Linked DNA regions of Mus musculus: region 2 is linked to region 1. Evidence: chromatin loops called from intact Hi-C (ENCODE). Cell type or tissue: left cerebral cortex. All regions are shown on one strand. Links, peaks and the distances in the headings refer to the core of each region. The heading gives the core; the rest is flanking DNA. Region 1 overlaps Fcgr4 (Fc receptor, IgG, low affinity IV). Region 2 overlaps Fcrlb (Fc receptor-like B).

What was found. Peaks named below come from ENCODE experiments on the same cell type or tissue, not always from the same donor. Only the 100,000 strongest peaks of a DNase experiment are listed, where the experiment ranks them.
Region 2: it touches region 1 in a loop (4-fold over the local background); 2 of 42 quality-filtered maps call a loop at or near these places.

What each region holds. Positions count from the first base shown.
Region 1 is chr1:171,028,265-171,043,932 of GRCm38, forward strand. Fcgr4 (Fc receptor, IgG, low affinity IV) reads left to right here. Exons shown (of 5, transcript NM_144559.2): 5 at 873-1,497. The coding sequence ends at 1,051. Gm35090 (a long non-coding RNA gene) reads right to left here and starts at 5,754. Exons shown (of 3, transcript XR_373703.2): 1 at 5,468-5,754; 2 at 5,260-5,367; 3 at 4,966-5,075. n-TNgtt6 (a tRNA gene) reads right to left here and starts at 5,751; the gene lies at 5,678-5,751. It overlaps n-TDgtc4 (a tRNA gene), which reads right to left and starts at 8,836; the gene lies at 8,765-8,836. It also overlaps n-TGtcc2 and n-TLcag3. In left cerebral cortex, for the core only: a CTCF peak has its summit at 1,421; no DNase peak of the experiment used is centred there.
Region 2 is chr1:170,891,727-170,907,394 of GRCm38, forward strand. Fcrlb (Fc receptor-like B) reads right to left here. Exons shown (of 6, transcript NM_001029984.2): 6 at 15,547-15,668. The coding sequence ends at 15,547. Among named protein-coding and RNA genes, the nearest start is that of Fcrlb, 13 kb to the right of the region's middle. In left cerebral cortex, for the core only: CTCF peaks have their summits at 9,251 (motif pointing right) and 10,044 (motif pointing right); DNase peaks (open chromatin) are centred at 9,239, 9,638, 10,057 and 10,560.

The DNA of each region.
Region 1 (15,668 bases), core at 1-2,500:
TGGCCTCTGTGGGCACCAGGCATGAAGCTAGTGCACCAATATAATGTGGGCAAAATGCCCATACACATAAAATCAAAACAAAAATGGTTAAATTAAAAATATCTATATTGAGCTGGACTGAAACGTTGTTTCTTGGGAGGACAGCTGTGTGCTCCCTGCTGCTTCACTGTTGGTCCTGAAAACCCCAGGCTTTCCCTTTTCCCTGAGATAGTCCACATCTTTTTTTTTTTTTTTTTTTTTTTTTTTTTTGGTTTTTCGAGACAGGGTTTCTGTGTATAGCCCTGGCTGTCCTGGAACTCATTTTGTAGACCAGGCTGGCCTCGAACTCAGAAATCCACCTGCCTCTGCCTCCCAAGTGCTGGGATCAAAGGCGTGCGCCACCACGCCCAGCGATAGTCCACATCTTTAATAGTAGCAGTCAGGAGGCAGAGGCAGTGGATCTTTGAGTTGGAAGACAATCTGCTTTACACAGTGAGTTCCAGACCAGCCAGAGCTACATAATGAGACCCTGTTTTTAAAAAGAGAGAGAGAGAGAGAGAGAGAGAGAGAGAGAGAGAGAGAGAGAGAGAACCGCACAGCTGTCATATGACTCCTGTAGACAACATACCTTGCCAGTCCCTCTCTGTGGCATCACCATCAAACAAGCAGGAGTTGTGACTAAGCATCTGAGCTTCTGAGCTCCTCTCAGGTTGCACTGAGGTGGGAAATCGGTGAGAGGAGGAGCAAAGAATTCTCCCAGGCTCTCCCTTCTATTCCCTGGACCTGGTTCCCAGCGGGTGTCAGAGGCAATCTGATGGTGTTGATCTCTCTGTTTCCTCCAAACCCCTGCCTTAATGACAGCCATCTTTCTTGTCTCTCAATTCTCTTCCTAGATCCAGGGTCTCCATCCATGTTTCCACCGTGGCATCAAATCACATTCTGCCTGCTGATAGGACTCTTGTTTGCAATAGACACAGTGCTGTATTTCTCTGTGCGGAGGGGTCTTCAAAGTCCTGTGGCTGACTATGAGGAACCCAAGATTCAATGGAGCAAGGAACCTCAGGACAAGTGAGCTCTTATCGCATGCGATGATAAGAGCAATGGTGTAGAACCCATGAGCCTCCCTGGGAGCTTGCAACCTCACCAGCTGCATTGGTCACCATGCTTTGAGCAGCAGAAATAATACAAAGGCCCCTTCCCCAACTGTTTTTTGTTTGTTTGTTTGTTTGTTTTGTTTTGTTTTTTGGTGTTGTATGTTCATTTGTTTGTTTGTCTCTCTCCAATGGACTATCTCAGGGGAAAGGGAAAGCCTGAGGTCTTCAAGGACCAACAGTGATACAGCAATGCGCACGCAGCTACCCTCCCAAGAAGCGATTCTTCAGAATTTTACACTTTCTCTGCCCCAAACATTCCATTAGAGCAAAGCAGCAGCCTGGACTCTGGGTGGCGATGGCGATCCTTTCCGTGCTTAGCCATTGCTCCTAAATAAACTTCTGTCGAAAAGGGAATGGCTGCTTGAGCCAGTGCAGCAGCTTTTCTGTGTCTTCCTCGGGTCTGGTTGCCTTCTGGGAACCCCCAGATTTCCTCCAGAGTGTGGGAAGTCCTGCGGACCTAGGCAGTGCAGCTGAACTCATGAAGTAAACAGTTAAGAGCTGGGGAAGGGGAGGTAGCACCCCTCCCTGAGCAGAGCCGGTTGATAATATCTGGGGGAGGGAAGTCCCTTTCTTCACTTGTAGCTCTGGTAAGTGGTCATAACCCACCACCTGTTTGCACGCAAGTAACCTCAACTAAACTCAGTGGGAAACAAACAAGACTCTAAAGAGAGCAGGAGAGGGACTTGTTCAGAAGAAGAGGGGTCTCTGTGGGAGTGGGAGGCCATAAAAGAGGGTAACGGAGGGTGAAGGTTGCTGTCATTACCAGGGCATCCCCTGACAAGACAGCAATGCCAATGAGTAGGGTGCCAACGGGTAGGTAGAGGGTGCAGAGATAATCCACTTTGAAGCCGGTCTCAGAGAACAGCATCTGCTTTTTTTTGCACGTGAGCAACCACTTGTATAGTGGAAGCCTATTGGGCATGATTGGTTAGCACCTTACGTCGGATTGGACAGTGAGGGTGCTTACTGCCAGGATCTCTATGCAGAAGATGTACATTAAAGAAGCCCTAGAGAGTGCAAACTCCACTGAAGGCCAGCTACTGGCTACTCATGCTACCCACAATTCAGTGTTCTGACTTCTGGGGCATGGTGTACCATGCTTCTAATGTAAAGGCACAGTATGCCAAGTGGTCTGTCAGTCATGCCTGCCTCTTCTCCTACAGAGAATGACCAAACTATACTGTATACATGTAAGAAACCATAACTTTTTTTTAGATTTATTTATTTTTATGTGTATGAGTGTTTTTAGCCTTCATGTATGCATACACATCACACTTGGCCCTGGTGTTTTCAGAGGTCAGAAGAGAGAGTCAGATGCCCTTGAACTGGTGTTACTGATGGTTGGTAGCCACCATGTGGATGCTGGGAACCCAACCTAATGACTCTGCAAGAGATGCTCTTAATGACTGAGTAATCTCTCCAGCTCCATGTCAAATATTTGTTTTATTGCAAAGAGTAAGGGAGGAAGCTAGAGAAATGACCCATCAAAGAGCATTGGCTGTTCTTGGGAAGGCTCTGGTTTCAATCCCCAGACCCCACATAGTAGTTTACAACCATCTATAACCCCAGTTCTAAGGGATCTGGTACCCACTTCTGACCTCCATTGGCACCAGGCTCCAAGCACAAATGTAGTATGCATATTGCTGAGGTCCAGGAATCGCCTCTCAAGCCACACAAACACCGATCTCAGTCAGACAAGGGTAGCTTATTGAGCATAAGCCTCAAGACTGGCTGACCAGGGCCATAGTCTTGATTCAGGAACTGAACCATGACCCCTAGTTAAGATCTTACATGATTTTTTTAAGCCCCAAATCTACAAACATCTGTGTGCCAAGTTACTTCACCTATTAGGATTTAGGGATATCGTACTTCCTTAGGGACATGTCTGTGTTGTACACTTATCCTGCTCCCGTTGGTTGGTATTCAGCTGTGGCAGGGGACTTGCTTTGTCTAACATTCATGTCTTAACTTCTTTACCAGGATAGGACTTGTAACTTGCCAACGAGGATGCCAGTTACCCACATACATGTCTCATTCTGCCAAGTGGGATATCAGTTTTCAGGGAGGTCTTGGGAATTTAAACTTTACTAGACCATACTCCAAATAGTTTCCTATGTTGATGCAGGTGTCTCTTATGTTGGGGTCCATCCAGGGTCAGCTTATAAAGGCTAATAGCATAAAAGCTCATACACAGGTGTAGGAAGTGCTGCTGGGTGGTTGGTTCAGGTTCAGGTTCAAGCTTATTGTGGGTAACTATACAAAGCAGTTCTACCGTCTTCTCTCCTGATTGGTTTCCAGGGGCACAGAACATGGCAAAATATGTGATCAACTTGGCATTAGAAAGTTTCCTAGTAACAGGAGAAGCAACAGTACAAAATGGCAAGCTTAGATAGGTAACAGTTACCTAGGCACTAACAATACACATACAGGCAAAATACTCATATACATAAAATACAATAAATCTAAAAGAGAAAGAAAGAACGGAGGAGTCTAGGGCAGACCAGGGAGGCATCACCATCTTAGACCAGAGATAAGACTATCTTCCTAGACCAGAAGCTACAAGTAAGGGAATGAATAGGAAGCTGCATCTGTGACATCAGCTTGAGTTGTTCAGGGAAGGCTCCGTCGGAGCTGGGATGGTCTGAAATCATGTAATATTGAAATATCTTAATGTGTCTGCCTAGGACATTGGTCAGTTCTGGGCCACTGGGGTAGGGGGTAGGGGGGGAGGTTTGAAAAGATAGCAAATGACTTGTGTCAAGCTAAGTGAAGAAATATAGCTAGCTCTGCATCTGAATTGGGGAAAAAAATGTGTTAAGAGTCCACGACAAGTTCACAGAAAGGAATGGCCAGAGAGTGAAGACACTTGGTGACCAAAGTCATCGTATTAAGAATTAGAAGAGGGACTGGGACTATAAAAATCAGCTTTTCTGTTTCTATGTCCCTTCCCATAATGCATCTGATTTTTGTCATATGTACTCCCTATTGTGCCTAGGCATAAGATGGTAAATATCAGAGTGTCTGTAAAAGGTTATTAAGGGCATTGGCATATATCCCAAACCTATTCAAGCTGCGTACACTCTTCTGCTCTTCATACCCAGATACACTGAAAATACACACGAATATTAGAAACTATTTAAAATTGATTGTTGCCAGGGCTAGGGAGACTTACGTTATTATTCACAGACTGAGTATTAGAGCCCAGTGTGGGTTGGGGGTGGGAGAGTTCTGAGCTTACTCTCTGAGTGTTGTTTGGAGATAGGTAAGTGTGCCAGAGTACTAACATGTAAGAACCGGACCATCTAGTGCATTATAGCAAGAGTGTGTGCATACATAACCCAAGACCAAGTTGGGGTCCCGGGTGTTAGCATTTTGTCTAGGCTCCGCCCCACAGTTACCTGGCAACAGCCCAGGTATGCCTGACTCACTATAAAAGAGGCTGCTCACCCCCCTCCGGTCTCTCTTGCCTTCTTGCTTTTCCTCTATCCTCTCATCCCGCTCCCCCCTCTCTCCATTCCCCTCCCCCATTCTCTCTCCACGTGCTCAGGGCCGGCCTCTACGTCTCTGCTATCTCCTTCTCTCTGCCTTCCTCTTGCCTCTACTACCCTCTCAACTTCCCTCCCTACGCCCTGAATAAACTCTATTCTATACTATACCTTCGTGTGGCTGGTCCCTCAAGGGGAAGGGATGCCTCGGCATGGGCCCGCGGAGGCACCCCCTTCCCCGACACCTAACTGCACCTCCGCCGAACGTATTCCTTCCCTCCTAACTCTTTATAAAACACAACACCAGGGTAGTAAAATGTCTTCTGTGATTGTTTTTCTCACCTACAATGTGCCAGTAGGTGCTGAGAAAGTCACGTGAACAACTCCGTCGCATCCCAAGTTGTTCTCATCCTTTCATTCTCGTGGGCAAAACAGGCAGGTAGCGGAGGCTGGAAGCCTGCAGAGGAGGTTCATTTCGGGAGAGGGCGTGAAAGCGGGAGTTTACTAGGCAAGAAAGAGAAAGGAGCTGCAAGTCCAGGACAAAGATTCAAAAGACAAACCGTGAGTTTAGGAGGTGCCGTTCGACCTATTGGGTCTAAAAGGGCCAGTGAGGGAGAAGGGACCGTCTCGGGGCCACTTACAAAAAGACATCGCTGTCCAAGCTAAAAAGACGGATCAGATAGCACCAGGTATTGAAGGAGTAGACGCTGATCAGGTTCGGAGTTTACGGATGGACTCTGGGGCAGCTTCTGGAGCAGAGAATTAAAGACCTGAGAAAGGGAACCTCTTCCGGTACCAGTAGGTGATGATGAGATTAAGAAGAAAGTAAGGTGCGGCAAGTGGAGGCACCTGGTCCAATATGGACGCTCCAAGAATCGGCAGTCAGGGACGGATTCAGGAGTCCTGAAATAAGAAGGAAAGCCAGGCAAAGGTGACTGGGGACAAAGAAAAGTAGTTATCTTCGGATCAGTATCGCTGAACGTCCAAACTCCTACGGAGTATCAGCTTTCTATGTCTATGCCAGCGGAGGGGAGATAGCGAGGTACAAAACATTCCCACCGTCCCTGGGTGGGCTCGAACCACCAACCTTTCGGTTAACAGCCGAACGCGCTAACCGATTGCGCCACAGAGACCGGTGATGCTTAAGGACGCTGTCAAGTCACCTACTAAAGAATATGTTGGTCGCCTATCTGCCAAGAATTGTGGTTGGAATTGACAAAGAAATTAACCTAACCGCAAATATAACAACAACAACAACAAAAAGGGCACCATCTCCTACATTGATAAGGAACAAGTCCAGGTTCTACCCGCTTAATCTGAGATAAGAGGATGAACGAACCAATAGTCTTTGGGAAATACAAAACTAATGATTTCTGAGAGTTTGGGAATTAAGTTGGATTTGTTTAGAAACGTTGCAGGCAGGCCTAGTTAATTTACGTAGGCAAATGTGCGTGCGTAAGTACTGAGCCATGAGCTCATTATTTTTAACGTAACAACCACGTTTCCAGGCGTGTCTGACAAAAGTACTAAGGGTTCTTACAACAAAACTAGTCATGCCAGCTGTCTTGAAGTCTACTGGTTACCCAGGCAAAACAGGGGATTTTAAAATTCTTGTAACTTAACGATGACACATCTGCAAACAAATAGCAAAAGGCACATTTCCCCTTAGTCTACTACCTTCCGTTCAAGGGTCCTCATCAGGACTGCGGTCTAATGAGCCATTTTCTGTATTGCCCAGGTCTCGGGAGCTTTCGGGAGCCTCCACACACTAGTACCTCCTTGAGTCTGTTTCTGCCGCCTCTTCCAAGAACACAGATTAAGCACAGGTCAACATTTTCAAAGGTTTCATACAAACAAAGATACTTACATGCAGAAATTACATATGCATACATTTTGTATTTTTGCATTATATACTTGTTATATAACACACACATATAATTTGCTACATGACCTTTTCTTTTTCTTTTTTCTTTTTGGATTTTGTGGTGGTTTGAATGAGAATGGCCCCATAGGCTCATTGTGGTGGAAATGTTTGGGAAAAGATTAGAAGATGTAGCCTTGTTGAGGGAGGAGTGTCATTTGCAGGTCGTTTCAAAAGGCCATTCCCAGTTAGCTCTCTTCTGGTTATGTCTGTGAATCTGGATCTAAGCTCTCAGCTATTGCTCCAGTGCTGCACCTGCCTGCCCACTGCCAGGCTGCGTGTGACAGCCATCGAAGAGAAGGAGGAGGGAGAAGAAAGGAAAAGAAAAGAAGCAGTTAAAAAGAACAAAAACAACAAAGAAAGAAACTGCCGAAGAAAGCCAGCATAGCAGGAATCACAGCGTACACCAGGACTTAAGTACCACCTAATTAATTAGGTGTCTTTCTAAATGGTTTTTATATAGTAGAGCAAATACAGATACTAAGTCTTCATACAATATTCTAAAGGCTGAAAGTTGAAGGAGTAAGTCCCAGAAAGGAGAGTCATAGGAGGGAAAGTCAACTTGGGGGGGGGCGGGGGGGGGGAGAGAGAGAGAATGAATCTGAATTGCGCTTGTGCTAAGGAGTATTTTAGGACAGCCAGAGAACGTTATCCAGGAAAGACTAAGCAATGAGCAGAGATTAACAAGTGTTCTCACCAGAGAGGACAGAAAAACACTGGAAGCAATGTAAATGTTCGAAACTGAGAGACTTAGTCAAGAAACTATAATGTAGCCATATAATGAAATAAATGATTGAAGGAATGTTTTAAGCTAACATTCAATAACTGTGGAAATAGAACAATTCTAAGTAAAAAGGCATGTAGGTGTTTTTGTTTGGTTGGTTTGGTTTGGTTTGGTTTTAACATCGGAACTCGTGAAATGTACAACACCGAACGAGCAGTTCTGTGGGTGCTTATGCCGTCAGTATAGTTCACCGCTGTAACAAATACGGCAGTCAGGTGCCAGGTGTTTCTAGTGGGGGAGGCCACGTGTGCGTGAGCAGAGGGAGGAAGCCAGAGTCTCTGTAATCTCTCAACTTCACTATGAAGCAGAGGCAGCTCTAAGACGCAGCCTTATCAATAGCAAGCAACATGCACAGTTTTATCCCAACTTTATATTCAAAATGTGCTCCACTCATTTCCCCCCCCCGCCCCCAGACACACACACAAAACACCCGAGAGAACTGGAGATGCGGCTCAAAACAGGGCATTCACCTAGCATGCAAGAGACCCTGGACTGGAAGAATAAATGCCAGAGAAATATTGAGCAAAATGAGAACAGGTGTTTCCTTCATGATGAGGGTGGGGTGCCTTTTATTTATTTATTCATTCTCTATTTTTTTCTGAAAGGAATACATAGTGTAGGAAAACAAATATCTTTTTTTTTCTCCAAAATGAATATATACTATGTGTGGGGTTCTTTTACACATATAGTCATTTACACTCAAAAGAACCATTCAAAAATAATGTCTCAACACAGAGGCGGGGGCCAGACAGAGACAGACAGGAGAGAGCTGTACCATAGAAAACAGGGAAAATCCACTGGAAATAAATAAATGGTCAGAATAATTTTGTTAAGATAATTATGGTGTCGTTATATAGCTTAACACAATGAAGTGATTAAAACAAATGCTGAAATTGGAGTTTTAGAATATTGAACAATTTGAGGTCAAAGAGTTGAGATTCAAATTCTTTGACTATATAGTGCACATCCTTCCTTGCGCCGAACTGGCTTCTCCGGACTTTAGTGCTGCAAAGGGTCTGTCCTGACCTTCAGACCAGTGCTCTTTCCATGCTAGGTTCAGATAGGACATTTTTGTTATTCTCTGTCATCGCCAGAAGGGATGGCTGTTTCCCAAATCTACACAATTGCAGTGTGGCAGTGAAAAAGAATTCAGACTTGAAAACTTGGTCCAGCCACTTTCCTATGGTGCGGCAAAGATGGGAATCGTCGTGATGCCCAGTGTTTTAAAAAGCGTGAGAGTGCCATAGCCTCGATACAGGTAGGGTTAAGAACCTGCGCATACTGAATAGCTGCTGCACCTTTTTCACTAATTTGGTTAGAGAGAGGTTCTTGAAATATAAACTCGGAGCTTTATTTTTAAAAGTGATTATCCTTCTTTTATTGGAAGATCAATCAAAGATATAAATATAGAAAATAAAAAATGGATTAAAAACTCACTAGTCTCCCCGTCGGGGAATCGAACCCCGGTCTCCCGCGTGACAGGCGGGGATACTCACCACTATACTAACGAGGACAACCATGATGGGCTCCCTAAAGTAGCTGCTCAAGAAAGATATTTGTAAGCTATTCATGGTCCTTGGATGTTATCAAAATTTTGCTTTCATGAAAAAAAATGTATCTATCTGCTAATTTCCAACAGCCAGTTTAAACAGCAGAAAGGAACAGGTTGCCAGTTAAAATCCGCCGGTCACAAAGCAAACCAAGAAAACACGAAAGTGAAAAAGAGATTGGAAGGAGGAATCACAGGAGTGGGAAGGAAATGCAAGAGGGCTCCAGGTGAACGTAAACAAGTCCTTTATATACACGTGAGAAATTATCGAAGGACAAATTTAGTCAATAACAAAGAGAGACGTGATAAGTTTAATAACTCCTATTTAATTTAATACATCCAAAATATTATTTCAACATGCAATTAATATAAAAAATTATTAACTAGATTATTTTTCTTGGTCTTCAAAGTCGGCAATGTATTTTACACTCAAATTTTAATAGGAAGAACAAGTAGTATCTATATAGAGTTCATTAAAAATATATAAATCAAAAATACACGTATGACTGTTTCCTACTTTAAGTTCTTCAGTAGCTGAAATGGGTAGCCATTTACATTTTTATTTAATTTTTTCATTAATGGCTCCATTAATTATTTATTTTTAATTAATTCAATTAAAATAAAATTTTAAAATGCGATTTTTACACGTACTGGTCAGTTTCAAACGTTTAGTAACTGACGGCTACAATTTGAGCGTCTCAGTTACGGAGCCTTGTTTGTGCAAGGTTGAGATTCTGACAGAACATCCTGGATTCCAGAAGAACCCAAAACAGAAGAGATGAAATGAAAATACCTTTAGAACCTAATACGGGAAAATTTAGGGTTGATTTCATTAGAAAGCATAAAAAAAATTTTAACTTTGCGTTGGCCGGGAATCGAACCCGGGTCAACTGCTTGGAAGGCAGCTATGCTCACCACTATACCACCAACGCAGCACGGCGACCGCTTTCGTTTCGTCTCTTTAATAGAAGGAAGAAATTTACTGAGCATGTTTGTATCTGTTTTCCGCAAATTTAAAAATGGATTCCGTGAGAAAATTCGGCGTCAACCCAGAAGGAAATATTTCCTCCGCTTCTCGCCCTGTTCACCGCCTGACGTTCTCGGTTCCAGGCTCCGCAAACGCTCAGCGCCTCCAGGCAGCTCCCAAAGTCCACCCGGCACCGGTTCCATAAGCGACTTAGAACGACCGGTGGGGAGGAGAACTGGTCGCTAAGAGATCATCTGCGGCCTGACTCGGCCCCTCTGATAAAAAGAAAACCGAAAGGTCCCAGAAGAGATGGATGATGGAAGGTTTAAAGAGATGCGGAAGTAAGAGATAAGAAAGATCTGTCCGCTACTTTCACTTGTTTTGCTTTGCAAAAACGTTCCCGGAGAGTTCGTGTTTCTTTTTATCTGGAGAAATCACAGATGGCGGCGTCATCGCCATTTAAGGGTATTAAAGCCCTTATAAAAATGTATGAAAGCCACACTACCATGTGTCAGGATGGCCGAGCGGTCTAAGGCGCTGCGTTCAGGTCGCAGTCTCCCCTGGAGGCGTGGGTTCGAATCCCACTTCTGACAAATACTTTTTCCTTTTTTTCCCATCATAATTGAATAATTCATATTGGTATCTTTTGGTAAAAAAGAAAATTAAAAAAATAAATAAAATAATTCCCATCCTAAGATCCCTTAATTTACTACAATTATCTCAACTCTTTCGTTGCTGAACCAATGCTAGCAAACATTTGTAAGCATGAGGTTCTCTCTCTATCGCCTTGCCTAACCCCACCACCAATTCTAATTAAGTAATTTGCTATTTATGGGAATGTGCTATTTCATATAGCCGAGCCAAAACAACAACAACAACAAAAAAAAAACACCCTAAACTCTTCATGACACCCTCTTTCTAGAAGATCATAAAGGAAACACTTTCTAGTTTAAGAGAAGCTTGGTGGAGGGGGAAATTGTCTTTTTGACAAGAGTGAAAGCTGTTAAGTTGACCATAACTGTGAGGCTGGGAAGCTTTAGATCGGTTAATTAAAGTTTGTCAGACACAGCTCTATTCCCCATCATTGACCAACTAGACTCTGACTCTTGAAAAAGCATTTGCTCTTTCTGAGGCTTATTTTCTTCCTAGTAAAATGGATATAAGAAGTAACAGAGTGAGACAGCCTACTCATTAGATGTTCAGAATTCGAGTTGTGTCTCCCGCCTGCTGACGCGCCTATTACAGGATTCCCAGGTAAGTGGAATGTGTATTAAAGTTTCGGAATAGCTAGCCTATCCTCTTCACAGGATGCTGCTGATGTAGAAGTGCTCTTTCTTTGTCTTTTCAAGAGGCCACCTTTCACTCTGTGTCATCTAAGCATTTAAAATATGTCAGGCACCATAACTTAAGAAAAAAGAATACATAGTTACTGCATTCAAACTAAAGAAATACAAGGTGCATTCTTAGGAGAGACATGTAAGGAAAAAGATGTTAGACGTGTCAGAAAATTCTTAAAAGGAACGTGAGGCAAGCATTAAAAGTAGCATCACCTCTGATAGATGCACCCAGTTCTATAATGTGACGGTTTGAGAAGACATGTGTTATTAAATGAAAGCCTCAATGCCAGGGTTGACTCTCTCTGTATGAGTTATTAGTCAGAGAGGCCCCAGAAGCTATTGCCACCCATCTTGGTTGCCCACCATGCTATATGGTAAGACTCCATTGCTGAAGACACAATATGCTATAGCTTCGGGAAATTTAAAAAAAAAAAAAATCAATTTTGAAGTGACCAGAAATTGACTCCTTGCTGCCTAGCTTTCATATTGCTAGGAGGTGTTATTAAGACCACAGGGACACACAGATGCACATGCCTATACACTTAAAATAGGTTTTGTTTAAAAAAAAAAAAGAAAGAAAGCGGGGGTGTGCATTGTACAATCACGACAGCATGACCAAAAGTGTGGGCGACCAGCCAGTTTTAGATTAGTTGTGAGATCTGCTCTACAGGAAATTCATTATTGGTACTGTAAAACTGGTTAAAGCCCATGGACGTAGGGGAGACAGGCCTTAGGGGGGACTGCGACTGTTGTTTACTAAGTGGATGTATCAAACTGCCTTCTAAATATTTGTGTTTACAGTTGAGAGCTATCGGCGTTGGCCAGAGATGCTTCTTTTAGCAATGGGCAACAAGAGTTAGTGCAGAAACTCCAAAAATGATCAAAATGCTGAAAATATGCGACTGTTGAATGTTCAGCCCTAAACAGAACATTTTTATCAGCCTCCCAAGATTCAGGGAACACTGAGGAGGAGGGAGAGGACAGAATGTAAGGGCTGGAGAATAGGGAACAGAATAGGAAGGAGGAGTGCTGCAAAACTCTGTCTTCTGAACATGACGTTGGACATGACCTCAAAAGGTTGCCTGAGCAAGATCAGTCCAGCACGATCAGTCGACATTCCAGCAGACTGTACTAAGTGGACTCAGGGAGAAGGGAGCATGAAGACTGGAGGAGGATGTGTGTCGGGGGCTGTTAAAGGTAGCAGGAGGGGAGCCTTTGGAGGGAATAGAATAAGGTACAGGCTGTGCATGTATATAATTCTCAGAAGATAGATAAAAGATGTCTTAAAAAAATAAGAGATGGTGTGGGAGGCAATAATCAAAATACATTCTGTATGTATGTGAAGTTGTCCAAGAATTCATTCATTTATCTATTTATTTATTTTAAAATGAATCTCAATGCCGGACATTGGGGCACACCTTTAATCCCAGCACTTGGGAGGCAGAGGCAGGCGGATTTCTGAATTCGAGGCCGGCCTGGTCTACAGAGTGAGTTCCAGGACAGCCAGGGCTATACAGAGAAACCCTGTCTTGAAAACAACAACAACAACAAAAGAATCTCACTCTGTAGCTCCAGCTGGCCTAGAACTTGCTAGGTAGACTAGGCTGGCCTCAAAAACCACAGGAACCCTCTCCTCTGCTTCTGAGTGTTGACTATAACAGTCCTATAACAGAGCAAACTTAATAAAAATGTTGTTTTAAACCAGACAAATGAGAGCTACAGACATGGCTAAGCAGTTCAGAGTACTCTTGGTCGCTGTTCGGTACCCACATCAGACAGCTCACCAGCAGCTCTGTGGCTCCAAGAGTATCCTCTTCTAGCCTCCTCAGGCTGATGCTCGCAAAAGCACATAAATACAAGTAACTCTTTTTAAAAAATCAGACGAATCAAAATTAAAAGGCTATTTATAAAATACGTAATCTGTCTTTTAAAATGTTAAGATCACAAAAAAAAAAAAAAAGACTGAAACTGCCACAGAGTATATGGAATTTGGGACGCATTATATGTCAGTGTAATATGGAATCCAGCATTGACTTCTGTAACAGAAAAAGGGTGCATCAGTGGGAAGGATGTCAAACCTGAATAAAGTCAACAGCTTAATTAGTAGCAGTTATCCAATGACATTTTCTGAAGTTTGGTAAGTTATCGTGTGTACCATCTTAACACTGGGGAAGCTGGCTGGCAGACAAGCAGTAATTTTCCATATTATCTTTGCAAATCCCCTATTAATCTAAAATTACTGAAAAGAAAAGAAGACTTGGAAGTAACTGCCAATGAGTAGGAATTGGGACTTGGGCAAGGAAGTACCGACAGCAGTATTTGATTTCGTAGTAATGGGCATCTATGATGATTTAATTTGTCCTCACTGTTTGGAAGAACTGGGAAAACGTAGTTGTGGTTAAAATAATCAGACTAAGAATGGGGGGGGGGGGGCATGGAGGGAGCCATGAAGGAATGTGGGCTGTTGACATGGACACAGCCATGTCAGAAGCCATGGAAGAGTAGAGATCAGGGATGGAAAAGCCTTCCTCAGGTCTGAGTGTGGATAGTGATACTGTGTGAAGAGAATGGACGCCACAGCTCTCTCTGCCTGCATGTTTATGGCCTGAAGGCTGTCCCCTACAGAGACTGCTCCTACCGAGATTCGCTAAACCTGCCTTCTTGTTCAGCTGTATGCAATAACCCTACTCACACTGTTCAGGTATATATTAATAAACACACTGAACTGCCTGGTGATGTGGTTTCTCCATCAAAGAGTTTAGTCCACCTGACAACAGCCTTTCTGGGTGTCCATGTGCCTGTGTGTATTTGTCTTTTCTTCATTTCCTTGTTGCCTCCTGTCAGGTCAGTTCCTAAAGCCATGCAAAGATTCAGGAGACAAAGACAGGAGGATCTATGGAGACCAACCTGGTCTACGTCGTGAGTTCTAGACCAGCCAGGGCAACATAGTAAGACAACCCCCCCCCCACCCGCCATCTCAAAACCATCAAAACAAACAAGCAAACAAGGCAATAATATAAACTACTTATTAGAGCAATCAATGCCAACAAACTAAACTTCCAATATATATTTTTAACCATAGGATCACATATGAGAACCATATCCCTTTTCTAGTACAATCTGCATGGCACTGTACTCTCTCAATGTGCCTGCCTCAAATTCTTCCACTTATGAGAAGCAAAGGAACCAGCTGGAGGGGAGAGAGGGGCAGAGGAAGGATAGTTAGGAAGCCATGAAGACAGTGGAGTGGTACTCATGTATGGAGATTCTATAATGAAGGCCATTGCTTTCTTTCTTTTTAATTGTGTGCATACGAGTGGTTTTGCCTTCATGTAGGTATGTGGGCCACATGTGTGTGTGGTGCCTGTTGAAGCCAGAAAAAGACCCCAGATCTGGTCTTGGAGTGAGTGAGAGACAGAGTGTAAGTTGGGGTGTAAATTGTCATGTGGGTGCTGAGATCCGAACCTAGGTCCTCTGCATGAGCAGCAAGTGCTCTTAGCCACTGACCCATTTCTCCAGCCCATTACTTTCTATATTAAAAAAAAAAAATCTTTTGAAAAAAAATTACTTTAGGAGCTCGAGGCCAACCTGGTCTACAGAGTGAGTTCCAGGACAGCCAGGGCTACACAGAGAAACCCTGTCTTGAAAAAAACAAAAAAGAAAAAAAAGGGGGGGGATTACTTTAGGGGCTGGAGAGATGGTGCAGTTAAGGGTGAATTCTGCTGTTGCAGAGGACCTGAGTTTGGGTCTCAACACCCACATCAGGTGACTCACAATCACAGGAGCCTGTTACTCCACCTCTGGGGGATCCCATACCTCTGGTCTCCAAAGGCACCCACACTCATATGCACTCACCCGTCTCCTGCACACACAGTTTAAAATAATAAAAGTAAATCTTTTAAAAGTGCAAATTAGGGGCTCAGTGGTTGAGAGAAGGACTGCTCTTCCCAAGGACCCAGGTTTAATTCCTAGCACCCACATGGCAGCTCACAACTGTCAGTAACTCCAATACCTGGCACGTTCACACAGACATGTTTGCAGATAAAACACTAGTGCGTGTAAAGTAAATAATTAAGAAAACAAATTGATTTTAAAGAAAGCATTGTTGTATATAGGCTTGTTGGAGTAAAAACAAAATGGGGATTTTTTTTTAAAGTTTACCTAGATCTACAATTGTATTGCATGTAACAAAACAACTACAAAACACATGAACTACAGATGAAGGCAGTGGCAACGTTCAGTGAGAATGCTCAGGACAAATAGCTTTTGCTTTTCTGGATTTTGTTTTGTTTTGTTTGTTTTTAAACTTACTTATTATGTATACAGCCTTCTGGCTGCATGTATGCCTACAGGCCAGAAGAGGGCACCAGATCTCATTATAGGTGGTTATGAGCCACCATATGGATGCTGGGAATTGAACTCAGGACCTCTGAAAGAAAAACCAGCGCTCTTAATCTCTGAGCCACCACTCCAGCCTCTAGTTTTTAACTTT
Region 2 (15,668 bases), core at 8,760-11,259, 130 kb before region 1:
TCTTCAAGAACAGAATTCTGTAGATAAGAAAAAGAAATCCACCAACACAAACTCTCCTCAATTTTAGCTGCAAGCTAAGAATCTAAAACGGCATCTGGAGCTACTCATGCGGCCTGTCAGGGCATCCCTCTCCTAACTCCCACACTCACTCACTTTAAGAGTTCCTCTACTTAACAAGAGCTTTCTACTTAATAATTCACCAATGTATTTCACTCTGACTAATCCAGAAATTCTGTTCTGTAGTAGCTGTCAAGGCCCTGGGCACAGCCCCCTAGAGTCCCCAAAGTCTCTGAGGAGCTCCACACTCCAACTGAGGGGTACACTGGTAGCACCCCTCAGTTGTATTTCCCTCTGCTAGTGACACTAAAATTTTCAGGGAAGAGACAGCAGGAGCCGATGAACACAAATTTGAACTGTAGCTCCCACCAACTCAATCAGCACTGTCACTTCAGGCCTCCAAAGCAAGTTTCCATTTGTATTTCTCCCCTTGTCACTGTGACAGGGCAAGACAGGGTTTCTCCTCCATTTTGTTCCTGCCAAGTTAAGTTGTATTGTATTGTATTGTATTGTATTGTATTGTATTGTATTGTATTGTATTGTATTCAAGTTTAACTAGAATCTGATCTCCTTGGTGGAGAATCCCATCAACATGATGGAAAATTACCCAACTCTACTCTAGGACCAAAGGTCAAGATGTCCTAGCTGACTTATCTTAGCCTTTGTTGAAGCTGCTTGCTTTAAGCTGTTTACTTCTGGGAAGCAGCCCCCATCCCGCCCCCTGCAGCTGCTGAGCAAGAGCCCAGGACCTGGTTTCTTTAAAAAAAACCAAAAAAACAAAACAGGAGTTCTAAACTCCTGGGGCCACAGTTAGGTCCCTGGATGTCTGGGTGTGGTACCAGGGGCTGGAATAAAGGCTTTCAGTTGAATATAAAATGTGCCTGAGTGGTCCTCTCTGGTGGGTTACTGATACATAACAATTACTCTCATCCCCCAGAGGGGTCAGAGCACCTAAATTCTACTCTTACTGTTTATTGTTCTGTATCTTTTAAAGATATTACTTACATGCATTTGTATGGGCTTGTCTTCTACCTAAAATTATCCGATTATGATCTCTGAAGAATTTCAGGGCATCACAGTAAAAGATGTGAAAACAGGCCTGGGAACTTTGAAGAGGACTTAAGGAAACAGCCTCTGTTTTTGATTGGATGCTGTCAGGAAATAGGAGCTAATTCTACAACAAACTCTCTAATGCATTTCATCCACAGGGAAAGGCAAGCTAGAGTACTGAATCTGTAACTGGGTTAGAAGTAGCAGATTTGGTACCGCCATGATAGACCTCTATTCCAAAAGAACAACATAGAGAGGCCTCAAAAATAAAAGTCTCTTATATATGTGGACAGGAAAACCAAGCTACACAATTCAAACTCCATTTCAAAGTAAAAGTTCACATTAAAGGGAACAAGCATGAAAGTAAGGTGTGTGAAACTGAAAAACTACTCCAAAGCATGTATCTGATAACCGGTTCCTATCAGGTTGTATGCGGTATCCCTGCAGTCCACAGTGGAGAAATGAGTGAGGAGAAGTGAGTTGCCTCTGGGTATTTTCTCACTCTTATCCACAACACGGCGTTTTCCTTCACCATATGACCGGGCAGTCATGTTACCAGTGTCTTTACTGTGCCCCCTCACAAACACCTTAAGTTATTTAAGGAGTTGAGGAAAGAAAGTCTGCTTTCAGCTGGGTGTGGCACCACATCTGCAATCCTGGCACGTGGAGGCAGAAGGATCAGAAGTTCAAGGTTTGAAGGATATTTCTCCAAAGAAAATACACTGAAGGCAGTAAAGGCCGTGAAAGATACTCAGCGTTGCTAATCACTAGGAAAACCTCCAACTGTGACAAGATAAGATCCCATATATGAGATCAGCTACGATAAGAGACAATAAATGATGAGGGCATGAAGAAACTGAACTGTTCTGCATTGTTGCAGGCAACGTAAAATGATGAGCCTCTGTGGAAAATGGAACAAAATTAAAAATGAAATTAGAATCCAACGCAGAATTGAAGGTAGAGCCTCAAAGAAATACTTTAATACTCATAGTATTTAAATCATTCATCATTGCTAAAAAGTAGAGGCAATGGCCACTAGCAAATTAACAGGTAATTCAACAGGCAGGTAGATAGATAGATAGATAGATAGATAGATAGATAGATAGATAGATAGATAGATAGATAGACAGAGGATAGACAGACAGATGTTCACATGCACACAATTATTCTGATATAGAAAAGAGGAAATTCTGACATAGTTCGGTGAGCATTAAAATAATTACTTTGTTGAAAATAATTGGACCAAGCCAATCCTAATGGTGCATGCCTGCAATCCTTGCACTCAGGAAGCTGAGGCAGCAGGATCACAGTGAGTTTGAGCCAATCTGGGTAAAAGAGAGCACGAGGGTCGAGGCTAGGAGGAAATTGGGAATTGTTATCTGAATGGTATAGAGTTTCAGATTCACAAAATGAAATGCTCTAAAAATCTGAACCTTACACTTTAAAGTCATCAAAAGAGAACATTTTCTATTATATGGGTTTAACAAATATTTATTTATGTGTGCATGTGTATGTCTGTATGTGTGTGTGTGTGTGTGTGTGTGTGTGTGTGTGTGTGTGTGTGTGTGTGTGTGTATGCTCTCCAAGAAGAGGGAGTAAGTTTCCCTACGGCTGGAGTTGTGGGCCATGTGAGCTGCCTAATGTGGGTGCTAGGAACCAAATTTGAGTGCTCTAGAAGACCAACAACTAATCAACACTGAGCCATCTTTCCAGCCCTTGTGTGGGTTTTAAAACTCACTGTTTTTAAAAGTAGTCGTCCTTTTAGTAGTGGTAGAGCATGTTTAGTATTTTCTAGTTTGTTCAGACCTGATTACAGAGTTTCTCTCCTCTCCCCTCTCATTTGTTTGAGACATAGTTTCATGAGTCTGTTCTCCGGCCTCCAACTAGATATGTTGACGTCAATGACCTTGAACTTCTGATCCTTCTGCCTCCACAAGCTAGGGTTGCAGATGTGTAGTGCCACACCCAGCTGAAAGCAGACTTTCCACAACTCCTTAGAACAAGTGTAAGGTGTAAGTGAGGGGGCGCAGGAAAGACACTGGTGGAATGGCTGCCCCATCGTATGGTAAAGGGGAAGGGTGTGTTATGCATAAGAAAGAAAAAATACAAAATATTCATTCAGCAACTGGAAGAGAAGAGAAAATAGCAGGAGACAGAATAGTTGAGAGATGGGGGCAGTAGGTGTTGGAGGAGGGGGGAGGTAGAATTAGAGAATAGCTGGGGACAGGGGGTACAAAAAGAGCAGAAATCTGAGAAGGGCCGGGATGCTAGCTGGACCTTGAAATGTATAGTGAGTACTTGTGGGTAGAGACTGAGCGATCCTGAGTGCAGCCACATGTGTAGGTCAGTGGAGCCGCAGTTCCTTCTGACTGAGGTAAGGGAAATGGCTCCTCTGGCATAAGGGAACCAGTTTGACAGTTCCTGAGAAATGCTGGCTTTTTTCTAACCACCAAAAATCTGGCTAGATCTAGTTTGAGCTCATTCCTGAATATGTGGACTGCCTGTGAGGTCTAACATAAGGTCCTTCAAGAATGGAGCTAATATACATATTTAGGTTGAATACTCCCGGAGCCTGGCATTGACTTCTTGGAGCTGATTTTAATAGCATCTCTCTTTGTACTTTTAGACACTAGATGGCGCCATTCACCTTTATGCAAGATATCACTTTCCTTCAACTTAGATGTGATAGCTATTTTTTTAATCTTACTATATTTAATTTTGTTATACATTTTTAAATGAATGAAAACCTACCTGCTAGTTAAAGGTTAACAACAGTGGAGTGACACTGGATATATCAGTCACTCCAGGACTGGTCTCATGTTGACCAACAAACAATGGAGTCCAGGTTTTTTTTTGTGTGTGTATGTTTTTATTTAGCCAAAGACTTTTGTTTTGCTTTTGGATGTGTGTGCTAATTTTGTTTTCTTGGTTTCTGGGGGGTTGTTGTATTGGGTTTTTGTTGTTGTTGTTGTTTTTGTTTTTGTTTTTTCGAGACAGAGTTTCTCTGTAGAGCCCTGGCTGTCTTGGAACTCGAACTCAGAAATCCGCCTGCCTCTGCCTCCCGAGTGCTGGGAGTAAAGGCGTGCGCCACCACGCCCAGCTTTGTTGTTGTTTTTAAGAACTTAAGGTTGGGTAGGTAGGGAGAGAGAGGGGAGCTAGAAGGATTTAGGGGAGGGGAAGAGTCTGATCAAAATAATTTAATTTTAAAAATGATTTTAAATAATAAAATATAAGAATAAATCAATCTTATTCCATACCATAAATAGGTAATTAAAAGATGTATTTGAAAATAACGTCCTAATAAGTGTCAGTATATGATGGGTATTCATAACCTGTTAAGCAATGGTATGCACATGGAATGGTGCAGAGCTGAACCACAGCTTCTCTTTTATCGAACTTTAACAATTACTCTTGTCCAATATTCTTTCATTAAAATGCTAGATAATGCCAGGTAGTGGCGGTGGCATGGCTGTTACCTCAAGCATTCAGGAGGCAGAGGCAGGAGGATCTCTTGAGTTCAAAGCCAGCCTGGTCTATGAAGTGAGTCCCAGGACAGCCAAGGCTACACAGAGAAACTCTGTCTTAGGAAACCAAAAAAGAAAAAAAACTGCTAAATAATCCCCACCCCCTCCAGAAAAAGAAAGAAAAAGAAAGGAAAGGAAAAAGAAAGAACGGAATTAACAACTTTCTGAGCTCAAGGAAAGAAATGCTGGTTTTTGGGTGGGATCTCACTTTCTGCCAGCTAAGGGCAGGGGAAGACACTCTTCTTAGAACTACACACACACACACACACACACACACACACACACAAACACACACACACACACTGTTTATCTGTTTATTGCATCATTGTTACACTATCAATCTTGATAATGCTTCTCTCTTCCTTCCTCTCCTCTCTGTCTCCTTTCCTTCATTTCTTTTGAGACAGAGCTGACCCTAGCTGTCTGGGAACTAACAGGCTGTGTTAAACTGTGATCCAACTGATCTCCAAGTCCTACTGCCTCAGTCTCCTCAGTGCTAGGGTCACAGGGATGGAAACATGACACCTGGCTGTTTGATAAGCACTAAACAGCAGTTTTGCTAAGAGATCAAGTCATTCAGTGTGAGGTGGCTTGAATATTTCGAAAGCACCATTTTATCCAATGTGGCTAATCATATAAGGACACGCATCACCCAACACTCTCACATTTTGGTTGCTTCATTTTCATCTTTAACAGTAAGTACTAACTTGTTGAAAATGCACCTCTCTGCCGAGCAATTAGCAAAGAAATTTCCCCTCTTTTGTCCCTTCACCTCTCCATCACAGACCAAAGTGAAGTTCCTCTTTCTATTTTCAGCAAATTGCCAATGGTGTACTGGTATCGAGTTCGGTACCAGTAAATGTCAAGTTCTGCTATTTTGTTCTGTTCTTTCTGTTTTCTTTTTCTTTTTCCCTTTTTGTTTGTTTTGTGGTTTGTTTTTTTTTTTTTTAACATAGCTTCTTCTCTAACCTCAGAACTCATTATGTAGCCTCTGCTGGCCTCAAACTTGTGACTTCCCAAGCGCTGGGAATCCAGGTATAAGCCACCATGTCTGCCTGCCATGTCCTTAGTGGGGCTTCTGATCTAGGACAGACAGGGGCTGGAGAGATGATGGCTCAGGAGTTCTCAGTGTTTACTGCTTTTCCATAGGACTGGAGTTCAGTTTACAGCAACCACATTGGGTGGCCGGTAACTGCCTGTCCTCCAACTTCACGGCATCTGACTCCCTCTTCTAACTTCTGCAGGCACCTACATATGTGTAGCATACACTAACATAGGCACATACACATAAGTAAAAATGAATCTTTTTTTTTAAAAAAAAGGAAGACCTAAGACAGTCATAAAGATACACATGAAATATACTCTAAAGATCCCAAATAAGAATGTTGAACCAAACCATAAATGGATGACGGTTCGATGCTTCTGTTATTTTGCCTGTGTTTGTGGGAAGACAGGCGGTGGCCGGAACTGGTGGGCTCAGATTCAGCATTGCCTGGAAAGAGTGTGGTTTGAAGCTGGTGGAAACCTCAGTCTGGGTCTTGGGCTGTCTGCCCTGCTATCTACCTCCATCACAGGGCTGTAATAAGATTTACCTCACCCATACGTGTCTTGTTAGTGAGAGAAAGAAATGCCAAGCTACACCAGACAGCAGGGTCTCCAGACCAGGAGTCACTGGGAGAAAGGACTTGGTAATGAAGCTGTTGAATAAGAAGAATCACAATGGCCAAGCAATCCAAATATTCAGTGGCCACGAGAATTAGGAATAAATAGATCTCCATCTATCCTGCTGCAGCCACACCCGAAGTCCACCTATTAACTCAAACTCGGATGGTATCAGGCCCCTGCAATCCCAGCATTAGGAAGCTGAACTGGAAGCTCAAGGTCAGACTTCACTATTACACATAGCAAGACATGTCTCTGAAACAATTTCTTTGGAGGTTTTGTTTTGTTTTGTTTTTCAGAAATGCATGTCAATCTCCCACCCTTGAAGTCTATTCATTGTCAATATTTTAGGAAACATTTGAGCTCCACAGAACCCCAGGGCCAGAAGTGACTGACCAGAGTTGAGCACCCCATTGTATAGAAACAACTTGGACGTTTGAACAGATCGTCCATCTCTGTCCACCACTACCCAGCATTTGCAAACTTAGCACAGGGTGTTGCTGTCCTTCTGAGAAGTATCGGGGCAGAAGCGGGTTAGCGAGCCTTAGGTCATTCTCTCTCTCGCTTCCTGTTTTAGCTCCAGAAGAGACTGGTAAACAGCATGAGATGATCGGGACTGGGGACACTGCAGATGTTTTCTGTTCCGTGTCTTGTTTTGCTGAATGCGGTTTACACGGCCACTCTCTCCTAGTCTTTTCCCAGGCAGACAGAACACAGGGGACTGGCCATGTTCCTTCCACCCCCCCCCCCGCCATGCGTCCTTCAGTTTGACTCTGTCATCTATTGCCATCTATTGCTTGAATGATTAAAGCGAAATCAGATAAGCCTTGTGTTCTTCAGTGTCCTTATCAAAAGTAAACCGACAAAACCCAACCAAACAAGGAAGCCAAGACTATCTGTGCCCATACCACCGGTCTCTGAGGATTTTAAATGATAAAACCCAGAAAGTCTGTCAACTATGGGTCCATCCTCTCTGTGGTTCCAAACCCTTTTATATGTCATTCTTCACAAACTGCTAAGAGAACGTCAAGCCTGGCACCAAATGTGTTCTTCTTTGTCCTCTGAGTGCATTGCACATCCACAGTAGCCAGGACAGAGAGCCAGCATACACACCGTCAGTAGGTGACGAACAAAGGTGAGGTAAGGACACACTGGAGTTGTACGCATGTCACTCTCAGGAAAGTGAATAGAAGTTGAGATCATTGTGTTAAGAAAAGAAGCTTGTCGCTGAAAGACAGAGATCACATATTTTCCTCATATACAGAATTTAGATGCAAATATATGCATATATGTATATGTGTAATAAACACATATACATATATGCATATATACACATATATACACACATATGTATACACACATATATATGACATGAGAGCACAGAGAGGTCTATGGGTGGGGTTGAAAGGGCCAAAGGGAGATGGGGGGGAACAAGAGAAGGCAGTGAGAAGAGAGAAATGTTCCATGTTTTCTCTCACATGCAGGGGGATGTGTATTCACTCATACATGCAGTTACGGTCTTTTTTTTGTTTTTGTTTTTGTTTTCGAGACAGGGTTTCTCTGTGTAGCCTTGGCTGTCCTGGAAATCACTTTGTAGACCAGGCTGGCCTCGAACTCAGAAATCCGCCTGCCTCTGTCTCCCGAGTGCTGGGATTAAAGGTGTGCACCACCACGCCCGGCTGCAGTTACAGTCTTTAGGACGTGGAGGTGGCAGTGGATCAGTGGAGGGTAGGTCTTGAAGGTTATACCCATCTCTGGTTCTGGCCTGAGTTCTGCTTCCTGGTCCAATTGCAAAGTGAGGATAGGACACTCAGTGCTGCCTCCCTGGCTCCTGCCACCCAGCACAGGCACAGCAGACTATATTCTCAGGAACCCTGAGTGACAACACCCTTGGTCCTGTGGGCTGTGGTGGTGCATGCCTGTAATGGCTTTGGAAACAAAGACAAATACATCTGTGTAAATCTGAAGCCAGCCTGGGCTATAGAGCAAGTCCTATACCATCCAGGATTACATAGTGAGACCCTGTCTCAGGAAATGAAAACTCTTCCTCTCTTAAGTTACTTCTGTCAGATATTTTGTCTCAGAAGTGAAAAAAGTATACATATGTGCATACATATATGTGTGCATATATGTGCATTTGTGTGTATAGTTACATATATGTATGCACACATCCATTATGGAAGCAGAAGAGGGACTGTTTAGAGAGAGTCACAGGGAGGGGAAAGATGTCAAGGGAGAATAGTGGTCTAGGAATATAAGCAAAGTGCAATGATAAACATGTATGAAAATATTATAATAAAATCGATTATTTGGTCCAGGCATGGTGGCACATGACTTTAGTCCCAGCACTCTAAAGGCAGAAGCAGGTAGATCTCTGAGAGTTTGAGGTCAGCCTGATCTACAAAGTGAGTTCCAGGACAGCCAGGGCTGTTACATAGAGAAACCATGTCTCAAACAAACAAGCCATTATTTTGTAGTCTAGTTGAACAGACTAGTTTTGTGTCAATTTGACACAGATGGAGTTATCACAGACAAAGGAGCTTCAGTTGAGGAAATGCCTCCATGAGATCCAACTGTAAGGCATTTTCTCAATTAGTGATCAAGGTGGAAAGGCCCCTTGTGGGTGGGACCAGCTCTGGGCTGGTAGTCTTGGTTCTATAAGAGAGCAGGCTGAGCAAGCCAGGGGAAGCAAGCCAGTAAAGAACATCCCTCCATGGCCTCTGCACCAGCTCCTGCTTCCTGACCTGCTTGAGTTCCAGGCCTGACTTCCTTGGTAATGAACAGCAGTATGGAAGTGTAAGCCGAATAAACCCTTTCCTCCCCAACTTGCTTCTTGGTCATGATGTTTGTGCAGGAATAGAAACCCTGACTAAGACACTAGTTGACTAAAGTATATAAATAAAGTATATAAAATATTATAGTAACAAGAACAAAAAGAACAGTGTCCACTAGGTGGCAGCATCAGCTTGCTAAGATTAATTTTGCCTTGACTTCCTGGTTTGGGGTTTCGTTAGGTTTTATTAATATTATTTTTATTTTTTTTTTTAAGTTTCTCTTGGCAGAGTAGAAGAATGTTTACACACTGGGTACCTCCACATATACAAAATTATTATTATATGTCCATCTGTTTTTGTATGCATTTATGTCTGTGTGCAGGTATGAGAAGCCCTGAAACTGGAGTTACAGACTGGTGTGGGCTGCTATGTGGGTGCCATGTGGGGGGGTCTTGTGGAAGACTCAGTGCTCTTAACGCTGAGCCATCTCTCCAGCCCCTCCCTGTGCTTTTCAACAGTTCTGTGCACAACGACGAAAGAGAATTATGTGCTACAAAATAGACCTATGGAAGCAGGTTGGTAGTTCACTAAGCAATTGTATCTAAAAGGCAAGATGTGGGGCGTGGTGGCGCACGCCTTTGATTCCAGCACTCGGGAGGCAGAGGCAGGCGGATTTCTGAGTTAGAGACCAGCCTCGTCTACAAAGTGAGTTCCAGGACGTCCAGCCAGGGGTATACAGAGAAACCCTGACTCGGAAAAAAAAAAAAAAAAAAAAAAAAAAAAAAAAGGCAAGATGTGGCTCAATGGTAATTAACCAATAAATTTCTTGTGAAACAGAGTCCCACTCAAATGTCTTTTATTTGGAAAGAAGAGACTTGCTAGTTTGAGATAAGTTCTTGCCATGTGACTTAGGATAGCTTTGGCTCTGTATCTAATTGTAGGACCTTGTGCAAATGGTTGAATGAGAATATCCCCCACATACCCAGCAGGTGGCGCTGTTACCGAGTTGATCCTTGTTGGAGAAAGGGCCTCACGGGAGGCAGGTTTTGAGCTCCGTAAAGATTCCCACCATCTCTATTTTACTCTTTCTTTTTGGTGTTTGAAGTTCAAAGTGTGAGAGTTCAGCTTGCTGGCCCAGTTGCCATGTCACATTGCCTTCCTCAAAGCACGGCCCAAGACTCAGCATCACTGGCATCGTCAGAGCTTCTCGGACATACAGAGTCTCAGCCTCTACCCAGACCCACGGAATCACAACCTCTCTTTATAAAAGAGCCCAGAGTGACACGTGTGAAAAGTATGCAAAGACCAATGGGCCAGTCCTGTAATGAGCTTAGGCCACAGTCACAGTTTCAGTACATAAATTAGAATCCCAGTCCTAGGTGGTAAGAGATATCTAATCTTTTTCACAGGTAAGCCTTTGTCCTCTGATCCAGGGAAGGAGCTGTCTCCAGCAAATGTGAAGGCTGTGTCTCTCCACCTCACCCACACACATTTCCATCTTTCCTCCTCCTGTCTGCATCTATTTCTATCTCCTTTGCTTCTCACCTCGGCCTAAGGAGGCGGGATGGAGGTAAAGGACAGAATGGGTAGATAGCAGGATTCTATGATTCTGTTTGGACAGATGACTCTCTGCTCTCTGAGCCTGGCACATAGCAAACGCCAGCCGTTCCTTGTTGGTTGCCCTGGTCTTGTTTGTATTTTGATGCTAATTCTGCTTCTTCAAGAGGGACTGCCCCAAGAATGAGTGGATTTCGTACTCAGGTGGTTCCATTTTAACTGGTCAAATAAAGACTAGAGCCCGTGATTGGGCAGTGGAAGGGAAAGGTGGGGCTGGAGGTTTTAGAGAGGAAGAGAGAGAGGAAGAGGAGGTGGAAGGAAGATGGAGCAGAACCTCATGGTCTGGAGGAGCCAAAAGTAGCAAGAGATCTCATAGCTGGGGAATAGAGTGGGGTAGTGGTAGATCTGCCCAATCTAGGCATGCAGTTTATAAATATTATAACTGAGTTGTGTGTTCTTTGCATGGACTTGTTGGGGTTGGAGATTTACAACAATTCCTAGGGACACTTTTACGGACATTCTGGCAATTTTTACTTCTGGTAAACATTCTTATGGACCTAAGGAGTATGCATCTGTCTTCCAGATGTTCATTTGCACATCTTCCCCCAGCCTCTAAGAATCAAGATGTTAAGCCCAAGTTTTGGTGTCTTTTCTGCCTGCCCGGGAGACTTATTGCAAAAGAATCGAGACACATTTTCTCTCTGCATTCATCACAGAGTTCCAGGATGCTGTAGAGAAAATATCATGTGTCTGTATGGATTTGGCATCTGTCAATAATTAATTTGATGGCCTAAACAGGAAATAGGAGGTGGGGCATCCAGTAGGCAGAAAGGATCTGGGAGAGTGCTGGGTGAGAGAGATTCTCCTGGGAAGATGTGACAAGACAGACACACTGTACCTGAGCACAGGCACATGACAGAATGTAGGTTAGTTAAGTTATGGTCTAGTCAGAGAAGAACCTAGCTATATGGCCAAGGCATTTGTAAATATATTTTGAGTCTGGGAGCATGGAGCTGGGGAGGAAAGACCACCCAGCTTCAACATTCTGTGGTGTGGCTGATTCCCAGAGAGGCCTTTCGATCTGATAGTCAATTACTTTAGCTTCCTTAAGCCTAAATCAGGTTCACTTCCTGTTGCAACTCCCAACTTCACATTTCAGACCTGTCTGCTGACTCCATGGTTTCTTTTTTCATTAGGCTTTGAGGGGGAAACAGCTGATTTCCTATACTTCCTTGGCGTGAGGAAGAGTTGTGGCCAAAACAAAACAAAAATCTCTTCACACATCTTCCCTCCTTCCATATCCCCTCTGTATCCTTGTGACTTCAACCGTGTCCGTTGTAGATTCCGCAAATGATGACCCAGCTCCGGTGCAATCTCAGTGTTTACATCCTGTCACAAGTGGGGTTTGCTTAATTGTAAAAACTAAGAATAAACTTTTGTTCTTGTGCTCTGTTTGCCTGAGACTCACCTCACCTGAAGAACTGTTGCCAGCTGTGGGTGTCATGTTCTCAATCAAACACAGACTAACTGGGGTATTCAGGAAAGACTGGATGGAGAAGAGATTCTAAGTTGCAACTCCTGGCAAACAGTTTGAAAAAAGAGAGAGAGAGAGAGAGAGAGAGAGAGAGAGAGAGAGAGAGAGAGAGAGAGAGAGAGAGAGAGAGAGAGAGAAGAAAACCTTTCTTTGAGGAAACCCAGCCATGAGCCTAAGTGCTGTTCTATCTGGGGGCTTTTCTTGGGAACTGTCCTTGTGGTTCCCCTGTTCCTCTGAGTCCTTCTGAAGGAGAGAGAACCAGTCATTATCTTAACTGACTATTTTGTTGTCTTAGCCGATTTTCTCTTTTTGGGTCATCTCTCTCCCAAGCTTGTTTCAAATTCCAGAAACACAAAAGGCCTGTAGGTAAATTCCTCATGATAAGAACCGACAGAGGTAATACGCAGGTTTAGTGGTGTATGAATCCCAGCACTGAGGAGGCGGAGGCAGAGACAAGAGGACCAGGGAGCTGGAGGGAACCCTGGGCATCATACTGAGTACCAGGCCCATTGGGTTCCAAAGAGAAATACTATCGTAAACCAAACAACAACAACAAAGTGTGTGTATGCACACTCAAGTGCGTGTGCATGTGTGTGTCCCAGAACCATTAAGACATTCACTGCAGGACAATTTAAAATAGCAAAAGTTTAGCTGGGTGTGGTGGTGCACACCTTTAATCCCAGTATCTGGGAGGCAGAGGCAAGTGGATTTCTGAGTTCGAGACCAGCCTGGTCTACAAAGTGAGTTCCAGGACAGCCAGGGCAACACAGAGAAAACCTGTCTCAGAAAATAAATAAATAAAATAGCAAAAGTTTAGAAACAGTCTAACAGTTCACTTATAGGGACTGACAGAGTTGTCTCTAGAGATTTCTGGAATACCTTCCTGTCTTGGGTTCCTAAGAACTGAGGCATCCGCTAGCTGAACACCTCTAATAATTAAAGAATCCATTTATTTGTCTACCCCAGTTAAGGTTACTGCCATTGCCCTCATTTTGTAACCAGAGAACTCAGAAGCTCAGGCCTACACAGCGCTCCCATGGAGGAGAAGGCAAGAGTCTGCTCAAAGGCCCAGGAACATGGAAGACGCAGTGTGCTGGGAGAAGAGCAGAGGTCAGCATGGCTGAGGGTAGGTTAATGCTTCGTGCTCGGACTCTAACCTGGAGAATTTTGTTTAAATTCTCACAACAACAACAAAGATGTAATACAGAGTATGGTGTGAAATAACGGATCTCCACAAAGGTGGGAAGCACTGAGCAAGGACAGAGCCCAAAGTAAGGCTGAGATGCTGTGACAGAGACCTCTGTGCCATCTCATTGGATACATTTGGGACCCATGCCTACTGCCATCTGATATGGAAAGTGCCAGGTTTAGAGTCTGAGGCCTGAATTTAAGATGCAGAAGTGATCAGAGGACCAGAGAAAAAGCAGCTTCCTCTCCAGGAATCAGCAGCCATCTGTCATCTCAGAGTTTGGGGAATAGGTTCCAGGATGCTCTGGGGTAGCTGGCCTGTTCCTGGAATGTGTGCTAGAACGGAAACAGAAGTTAGATTTCCCTGGTGCAGGCATTTCTGAGAAAGCCTCACAGACCCCAGAGGGAGCGATCTTTGTCCTTCCCTCCCATATGAGACTTTGGGAAAAGGACACAGCATATAGTTTTCCTCTTCTACACAGAGTAAATTGGGCTATGATTAAATTTTCCTCTTTACTATCTGCCTCCATCACTAATGCTAAATGGAGGCAGATGGTAAGATGGGAAAGTGAAGGTTGAGGTTGCCAACAAAGTATACTGAGGGAAAGGCTGGCACGCTGGCCTCTGGTCAACTCATTTAATTTGTTGTGGTGGTGTTTTTTTCTTCTTTCTCTTCTTTTTTTTTCTCTCTCTCCCTCCCTTCCTTCCTTCCCTCCCTCCCCCTCCCTCTCTCCCTCCCTCCCTCCCTCCCTCTCTCCCTTCCTTCCTTCCTTCCCTCCTTCCCTCCTTCCCTCCTTTGTTTTGTTTGTTTTGAGACAAGGTCTCACTATGTACACTAGGCTGGGTTTGAACTCACTGAGATCTGACTGCTTCTGCCTCCCTGGGATTTAAGGTATGCACCTCCATGCCCAGAACATTAAAAATTATATATAGTTGTTATCAACATCATCATTGTCATTATTATTATTATTATTGTTATTGAATGATGGGTATTTTGATTATTAAGCTTCTTGGCACTGATGGTAGCTGCTTCCTGTCTAGATCAAGAATAGCAAACAACTTAGGAGAACAAAGTCAGAAGGCAAAAAGAGCCTGGACACTGGAAAGGCTGCCCTGGAAGAGCCTGCATTAGAGAGCTGGGAATTGGAACCTCAAGGACACCGTAGATCAGGTAACTAATCCTGTGATCTGAACATCCGTCCTCAGAATTAGCCAAGTGTCCTCTGACTTCCACAAGGGAAGTGGGTACGCTTGATCTCACACACACACACACACACACACAATGTAAAGACATGTCAGTTGTGGTTAATTGCTCAGAGGGAAATGGGACCTCACGTGCTACTGAAGCAGGTTGAAGGATGGAAGGGTAGAGTTGCTACCAGTTCTCAGCCTTTACTGTGAAGCTTAAGTGAGGAGGATATGATCCCGACATAGAGTAAAGTTAGTTCCACTAAGGTTAGCATGGCAGCTGCTCAGCTGCTCCGGAGTGGCTCTGTCGGGTCACATGGGGACAAAGGGTACCTTTGGGGAGAGTCTAGCACTGGATCTGACCCTTAAAGCCAGAAGGGAGAAGCCCACACTAAAATCTTTACTACAATTGAAATCATACTCGGGATTTTGAAGATATAAACTCATTAGTTAATAGGATTTTGAAAGTTGTTTTAATATAAGAGTAAATTCATAAGCCGGGCGTGGTGGCACACGCCTTTAATCCCAGCACTTGGGAGGCAGAGGCAGGTGGATTTCTTAGTTCGAGGCCAGCCTGGTCTACAATGAGTTCCAGGACAGTCAGGCAGGGCTATACAGAGAAACCTGTCTCGAACCCCCCCCAACAAAACAAAAAAAAAGAGTAAATTTATTGTGAATAATTACAACCTGACCCTAAATTGTTTTAAAGTGCTCATTAACCTTAATGGATTCAATTACAAAAAAAAAAAAAAAAGTCACCCACACTGGACTAGTAAACAACAGCTGTCTACTTCTGGATTATAGAAGGAACATACCACAGAGGATGCTCGCATTTATAAACCATTTTGCAAGGTCAAACTCGCCTACAAGCTATCTAGTAAAGTGGAAATCCACAGCACCACGGGACTTTAAAAACCAACAACCAAAACCACAGCAACAGGAGGGGACACTAACAGCCATGGCTCCAATTTGCACACAAGCTAGATAGAGATCCCGGAGAGAAGACACTAGCCTAGCTGTCCACTCGGCCCTCCATGACAGTGGTCTCTGGGGTTGCGGGGTTCACAGTAACGTGAGAATTGGGTGTCTCGGGGGTCTCTGTAAGCTCATGGAGGGCCTGTGGGTCCTTTAATC